2 separate regions of the Homo sapiens genome follow, and region 2 is linked to region 1. A link is a loop called in an ENCODE intact Hi-C map of the cell type or tissue named here. Cell type or tissue: mammary epithelial cell. All regions are shown on one strand.

The links. A loop is a pair of places that touch in the nucleus more often than their neighbours do. Peaks named below come from ENCODE experiments on the same cell type or tissue, not always from the same donor. Only the 100,000 strongest peaks of a DNase experiment are listed, where the experiment ranks them.
Region 2: a loop joins it to region 1, with 12 times the contacts of the local background. A loop is called at or near these places in 8 of 110 quality-filtered maps.

Annotation. Positions count from the first base shown.
Region 1 is chr1:157,375,527-157,379,526 of GRCh38, forward strand. No RefSeq gene overlaps it. Among named protein-coding and RNA genes, the nearest start is that of LINC02772, 100 kb to the left of the region's middle. In mammary epithelial cell, a CTCF peak has its summit at 1,909; no DNase peak of the experiment used is centred here.
Region 2 is chr1:157,947,004-157,951,003 of GRCh38, forward strand. LOC105371458 (a long non-coding RNA gene) reads left to right here. Exons shown (of 4, transcript NR_135760.1): 4 at 1,466-2,068. Among named protein-coding and RNA genes, the nearest start is that of KIRREL1, 45 kb to the right of the region's middle. In mammary epithelial cell, a CTCF peak has its summit at 1,743 (motif pointing left); no DNase peak of the experiment used is centred here.

The sequences.
Region 1 (4,000 bases):
AGAGACTGCGACCCTAGGCACACATTTATACAGTTCCCCATGGTTTCCTAATGTTCATTTGAAATAATTGCCTTTTTCATAACCTGTTCTTTCTAGTCCTTTGAAAACAAATACGTAATCTATTCAGCTTATCCATTTGCTTAGGTTTAATGACATTTCTTTCTGATGAGTGAAGAATCTACTGGGGGTGTGGAGGGAAGTGTTATAAATATACACTTTAAAAATTTTCTTTCATTGTAAATGGGTTTCAGTGGTTCATACTTTAAAATGCAGAAATAAGTTGACTAAAAGAATTAGTGTGTATCTATCCTCAGGTGTTTGCTGTCCTCAAGGAGATTTTCTTTTCTTTTTTTTTTTTGAGACAGGTTCTCCCTCTATTGCCGTGACTGGAGTGCAGTGGTGCTATCAGTGCTTCCTGTAGCCTTGACCTCCCTGGCTCAAGCAATCCTCTCACCTCAGCCTACCAAGTAACTAGGACCACAGGTGTGCACCACCTCGCCCAGATAATTTTTAGGTTTTTTTTTTTTTTTTGGTAGAGACGAGGTCTCATTGTGTTGCCTATGCTGGTTTCAAAATCCTGGGCTCAAGCCATCCTCCCACCTCTGCCTCCCAGAGTGTTGGGATTACAGGTGTGGGCCACCAAGCCTGTCTAATAGTTTTACTTTGAAAGAAAAATTGGAAAATACAGAGCCATGACTCTCGCCTGGTGGTAAAGCCAGCACCTTCGGAATGGAGGAAAGATCTCCCAGATGCAGGGTTCAGAATGAAATAGGAGCATTGGCTGAGCATATGCCAGGGACCTCACTGGGCACGCACAGGGCCTCACTTACTCAACGCAGACACTCCCTGAAGTGGGTGCTTGTGCACCATTGTGATGAGCTCATAGGCTCAGGCAAGTTCAGCAATCTGTCCCGGGTCACCCAGATAATAAGTGGAAGATGAGATTCAGACCCAGTTCTGTGCAGTTCTAAAGCCCGGGCTTTCCCAGACCAGCAGACTAAGGCTCGGCCCATCTAGGGAGGGCTCAATACTTGGAAGGCGCTGGTCAGCGCAGAAGCGAGGCTGGTGGGCATGTGTCCTCGGGGCAGGGTCACAGGCATCAGCCCACCAGGGAGGTGTTTCCAGCCGGGGTTACGGGGTCTCGGGGTGTTCCTGAATGTGGGAGTAAAGTCCCTCACCCTGACCATCTCGGAGTCTGTGTCCAGTAATATCCCTTGTTATCTGGAAGATACTCCCCTATTAATAGGGAGTATCTTGGTTTGCTGACTTGGTACCCATCCCCAGACAGGAGTATCTTTTCTATTATAAATGAGTAACTTGCTTTCTGCTTTATGAATCATTGTCCACATAATTTTGTCACCATGAATGTATCACCAGGAGTCTGTTACTACATAGTATAAGAATTTAGAGTTTTTAAACCTAAGATACTGAGGTTAAAACTGTAGACTTTGAGGTTCTCCCCATGAGGGGTAAAGGGTTTAGGGGGAAATTAGGTTCTACATCTGAAAAATAAAGTCGAAAAGATGTGGCCAAGGGAACTACTGAGGGGGTCAGGAACCAGGTAGGTGATGTTTATCAGGATGGGGAGAGGGAGTAAAAGAGGGTCAGGAGCAAGATAAGGGCAACAAATGCTTACCCAGCATTCATCTAATGAGATGACAATTCTTGTCTCCATTTTACACAACAGGAAACTGATGCTTAGAGAAGTTACACAACTTGATTAGGATCAAACAGCTAATATTTGGCAAGGCTGGGACTTGAACCTCATTTTCCGGATGCTAGTGCCCAGTCACTTTCCATAATGCCAAATGGCATCTCAGAATCCCAGCACCTCTTCTCTAAGTGCTTTCCCGGTTTTCCTCAAATCCGGAAACTGTTGGTCTTTTGGGCAATTCTGAGCACAGCCACTAAGTGGCGACATTGCCCGACTATGGCTCAGCCCTGTTTCTCTGGGGAAGAATGGGGGAGGGGAGGCAGTCGGAGTTGCCCTGTTGTGTGTTGTGCTGTGTGTGGGGCTTTCTTCTATCTATTTAGTCCTCCCAGCAACCCTGCAGAGGAGGTATTATCCCATTTTCCAGATGAGGCCATTGAGGATGTGCTGGATGACAGAGCTTAGCGGTAGAAGCAGGGATGGAATCAGTGTCCCGCTGGATCCCAAGTTCTGCCTCCAAGCATGCTGGGCTCCCAAAAATAAAGTCATTTTGTGCCCTCAAATTTTAGTCTGGTGGGGAGGTAGATGGGGGAACTCCCTTCAGCCTGGGCTTGGACGGCCTAGTGAAGAAGGGTGGAGGAGAAGTAACCATGCCTTTCCTTCGGTTACTGGAGGGAAGAATTAAGTTTTAAAGTGGAAGTTAAGTACAGTTAAAATTACTCTGGTGTTGGGACAACTGGATTTCCACATGCAGAAGGGTGAAAATGGACCTTCATCTCACTCCATGTGCAAAAATCAACTCAAAATCAATTAAAGACTTAAATATAAGACCTGAAATTATAAAACTACCAGAAGAAAACAAAAGCAAAAAGAAATAAATAGGCTTACGTTAAACTAAAAGGCTCCGCCCAGCCAAGGAAACAATTAACAGAGTGAAGAAACAATCTATGGAATGGGAGAAAATATTTGCAAACCACGCATCTGATAAGGGATTACTATCCAAAATATATAAGGAGTTCAAACAACCCAACAATAAGAAAACAAAGAATCTGATTAAAAAGTAGGCAAAGGATCCGAATAGACATTTCTCAGAAGACATATGAATGGCCAACGAGTATATGAAAAAATGCTCAAAGTCACTAATCATCAGGGAAATGCAAATCAACACCAGTGAGCTATCACCCGACACCTCTTAGAATGGCTATTATCAAAAAGATGAAAGACAGCAAGTGTTGGTGAGGATGTGGAAGAACAGAACCCAAGTACACTCTTGGTGGGGATGGAAATTAGTACAGTCATTAGGGAAAATAGCATGGAGGGTCCTCAAAAAATTAAAAACAGAACTACCGTATGATCCAGCAATCCTGCTTCTGGGTATATAACCAAAGGAAGTGAAATCAGTATGTTGAAGAGATAGCTGCACTTCCGTGTTTATTACAGCACTATTCCCAATAGCTGAGATACGGAATCAACCTAAGTGTGCATCAAATAATGGACGGATAAAGAAAATGTAGTATCTATACACTGTGGAATACAATTTAGCCATTAGAAAGAAGGAAATTCAATCATTTATGACAACACGGATGAACTTAAAGGACATTACGTTAAGCGAAATAAGCCAGCATGGAAAGAAAAATATCTCATGACCACACTTACATATGAAAGCTAAAAAGTTGAAGTCATAGAAGTAGAAAGTAGAATGGTGATTTCCAGAGGTAAGGGCACAGTGGGAGGAGATGTTGGACGAAGGATACAAAATTTCAGTTAGAGAAGAATAGTAAGTCCAAGAGATCTATTGTAAAACATGGTGACCATGGCTAATAGTAACACACTGTATTCTTGGAAATTTACAAGAAAGTAGATTTTAAGTCTTCTCATCTCTCTCACACACACACACACAAACACACACACACGATAAGTATGTGAGGTAATTAATGTATAAGTTAATTAGTTAGATGTAGCCATCTACAATGTTCACGTATTTAAAAACATGTTGTGTACAAAAATATACATGATTTTGTCAATTAAATAGAAAATAACATTTTAAAAATAGAAAAATAAATACAATTACTCTTGTGAATCCCTTAGAGTTTTTCCTGCTTTAGAAGAGCCTGCATTTTCTTCCTGATGAAACAGTTGGCTGATGTTTAGGGGCCATGCTATGTGAAAAATGTGCCCTTCACATTTAAACATTAGATGCACTCGTGGACAGTGTGTGCTGGAGCCAGCTGGAAACCACTTGTGAGCTGGTTTTGTTCATCTCCTCCCAAATCTATATTCACAGTCATGATGTTGGTAGCTTGAAATCAGCCAAAGTGGGGTATTTACACCACAGAAATTGCCAAGTGC
Region 2 (4,000 bases), 570 kb after region 1:
CGGGGTTTCACCTTGTTAGCCAGGATGGTCTCGATCTCCTGACCTCGTGATCCGCCCGCCTCGGCCTCCCAAAGTGCTGGGATTACAGGCGTGAGCCACCGCGCCCGGCCAAGAATTGACCTCTTATATACATCCTTCAAGAGTGAAGGGGAGATACCAGATGTCTTTTCCATAACAAGACTCAACAAGACCATTTTCCTACCTCACTTTTTTTTTTGCACAAATGTCATTGCAGAGCTTTGTTCTGCTTCAGGAGGATGATTCAGAGAGAAGTATGGTTTTCAAGTCAGACAAGGATCAAATCAACCAGAAATTCTGAAAACAGCAGCCATGCTGTCTTTGCCCATTCAAGGTTTTCCATGTGCAACTGATTGTTCACTTGTTATTCAGAAACAGACTGCCAGTCTCACCCTTAGCTGGGCTCTGACAGCCAGGACCCGAGGGTCCTCTATTGTGAAACTGTCCTCCTCCAGCACTTGCCATGGTGGACGGCCCATATGACCATAAGATCTAGTAACTCAGAGCTTCTCAACTGAAGTCACCATGCAAGTAACAATTGTGTTTTGACAGAGAAGGAACAAGGGGGATTCTAGACCAGCTAGCAGGTCCAAAGGGAAGAAGTTTTCATGGGCTCTGAATATTGAAGCTGGAAGGAATCTTAGAGACTAACTTGGTCAAGGATCATCACCTTTGTGGGTAGAAAGACAATACTAACCCCAAAAGCATCATGATAGACCATAAGTCCTACTGATACGTGTGGGGAGGGGACAAGAAAGATGTATCGGGCTTGTGAGTCAGTGGAACCTCCCCATGATTGACCCTTTGAATTGCTAGATGGATCTGAGGGTACTATTATCACCATGGCTACCAGCTTGCAATAGCACCATCAAGGACCCTTCCCTCTCTAGATGAAGAAAGTGAAGGCCAGAGAGATGAATTGACTGTCCCAAGCTCACATTGTTTTGTGGGAGCAGAGCCAACACTAGTCCTGTAACATCCCAAAGTGCTTTCCAGCATTTAGGATACTTTCTAATCAATCATCTGGATTGTAAGCTCCATATAGGTACTGTCACATCTGCCTTCACCACACCATCCCCAGCACCTGACAGAGGTCCTGGAATATAGCAGAATCCCAGCAGATGTTTGTTGACCAACTCTCATATGCCCTTCATGGGAAAAGAATAGTAGCCAGCATTAATGAGAACTTAACATATGACAGGAAGTGTTGAAGGCACTTTATTTGTATTAATTTATTTAACCCTCAGAATAATCCTGAGACAGTGTTTTTATCATCTTTGCCATCTTATATATGAAGACAGTGCAGATCAGGGAACTTCAGTCCATTGCCCAGGTTTACACAGGAAGCAGCAAACCTGTGACTCTAGCCCGGGCAGAATATTCCAGGTCACACTCTCTTAATCACCACAAAATACTGCCTCCTCATTCATCTCTTCTGTGTCCCCAGCCCTAGAAGAGTGCTAACATACTCAGCACTCAATAAATATTCGGAGGATGAAATGACACGCCGGCAGACAAGAACCCACGTCAGCTGCTCTTCCAGCATCAGGCAGTCCTGCCAGAAGCACCATACAGGTGGCTGTTGTTCCAGCTCTGAGTAAGGCAGCCAGGACCCCTCTGGCTGTGAAGAAGGGCTAATTTGGTTCTTCCTGATTGAGGCTAAGTCTTCCTTCATAAGCCCAGTCTTTCAGAGCAAGCCCAGCCTGTTAGTAAGGAGTGCCCTCTGCTGACACAGACACATTCCTGCTGTCTCGATCCCTGGTGTAAATGGAAAGAGACCATCAATGTTGCAGTGTGAGCTGTGAGAATTCAGCCAGTCCCAGCCTGAGCCCTCTGGCTGGGAGGGCTTCACCTTCTATTGCTGCATCCAGATTAATTTTAAGGTCAAACCAGATGGAGATTTGTGGTCACTGAGTGATGAGCACCCTTTAGCCCTGTGTCCAGTTGCCTGTCTACTCTCCAAGCTGAGATTACCCCTCTGCCCTCTTCCTGTTCCTCCCCACTCTAAGATCCATGTTCAAAGTTCCCATATAAATTGTGTCATCTCATTATCCATGCAGGGCCTTTGTTTTCCTGACAACTGAGTTTCTGAGATTCTCTTTCCCACCCCCTTTTCTTCCCAGCTTCTATTCCAGTCTCACTTACTGTCTCAGTGAACATCTTTTGTTTTTCCTGCTGTCAAGGCATCCACTCAGCCTGAGATGGCTCCCAGCTCTCATCCACCCCAGTGGAGCTGCAGCCAGTGTGCAGTAATGATAATGGTTCCTTTAGGGCTAAACTTCCAGAACTGGACCCAAGGAGGAAGGAAGATGTGAGGAAGGCACCAAGTGAGTGAGGACTGAAGGGGTCTCCTAATAACTCTGGCCCTGCTGAGATTCTTAGGACAAGAATAAGGACACGTGATATTGATGTCACTCATCAGAGTTCTGTTGAATTTTTTTTTTTTTTTTTGAGACGGAGTTTCGCTCTGTCACCCAGGCTGGAGTGCAGTGGCATGATCTTGGCTCACTGCATCCTCCACCTCCTGGGTTTAAGCAATTCTCTGCCTTAGCCTCCCCAGCAGCTGTGATTACAGGCAGCTGCCACCACACCAGGCTAATTTTTTTTTAATTTTATTTTAAGTAGAGACGGTGTTTCACCATCTTGGCCAGGCTGATCTTGAACTCTTGACCTCTTGATCCACCTGCCTCGGCCTCCCAAAGTGGTGGGATTACAGGCATGAGCCACTGCACCTGTCCTAATAATTTTTAAAATGCTATAAAAAAGGAATTAATGGTGAAAGGAGAGAAGAATTGGAAAATATAGCAGCTGGGTGCAGTGGCTTACGCCTGTAATCCCAGCACTTTGGGAGGCCAAGGCAGGTAGATTACCTGAGGTCAGGCATTCAAGACCAGACTGACCGACATGGTGACACCCCTTCTCTACTAAATACAAAAAATTAGCTGGGTGTGGTGGTGCATGCCTGTAATCCCAGTGTAATCCCAGCTACTTGGGAGGCTGAGGCAGGAGAATCACTTGAATCTAGGAGGCGGAGGTTGCAGTAAGCCAAGATCGCACCATTGCACTCCAGCCTGGGCAACAAGAGCAAAAATCCATCAAAAAAAGAAAGAGAAGGGGAGGGGAGAGGAGGGGAAACAGAGGGAGGGAGGTAGGGAGGGAGGGAAGGAGGGAAGGAAGGAAGGAAGGAAGGGTCTCCCCAGCAACCGTGGTCCAGATACAGCAGGACTAGTCAATGACTTGTAGACAGGAGACCATGTTTCCATACCTAGACAGGTCCAGCCCCGATCATCCATGTTAGAGGACTGAGGGAAGGAAAAGGGAAGAGCTCCATGAGGCAGAAGCCAAGAAAGAGGTCAGTGGAAGGAGACCTGATGTGTTTTCTAAATCTCTCTACTGATTTCACCCCATTCTTCTCCATCCCCAACCAGGGTGGAGTAGAGAGAGACCCAGATGCCTGTCTGTTCTGCTCCCTATGCCCATCATGACGCCCCATGCCGAACTTCCACTCTAATGGAAGTCAGTGGGACCGACCAGAGGCTACATCCTGGACCACTCTGCTCTGGGACCTTTCAAGATCCAAGACTCATTCTTTTCATACTTTATTTCCAAAGAGGGAACAGATGAAGTTCTCTCAACTTCCCTTTCCTATCTGATCCCTAATATTGTTCACAAATGCTAGTTGTGCTTATCACCATTCTTAGTTTTTAATATTATTTCTCCATCACTAGACTATAGGCAAACCAAGGACAGAAGCTTCCTCTTGTCCTCTCCTATATCACCTGTAACTAGGACAAGATCTGCCTCATTGTAGCTATTCAATAATTGTGGATGGAGATTTGAAATGTTTGCTCAAAAATAAGTTGACCCTTAGGCTGGGCTCTGTGCTGTTCTGGGGGCCCATTCAAGCACACATTCAAAATCACTTGAAGCTGAAGGTCACATCCCCTGGAGACAATCTGCTCAGGGTTGCCCATTCAGCTTT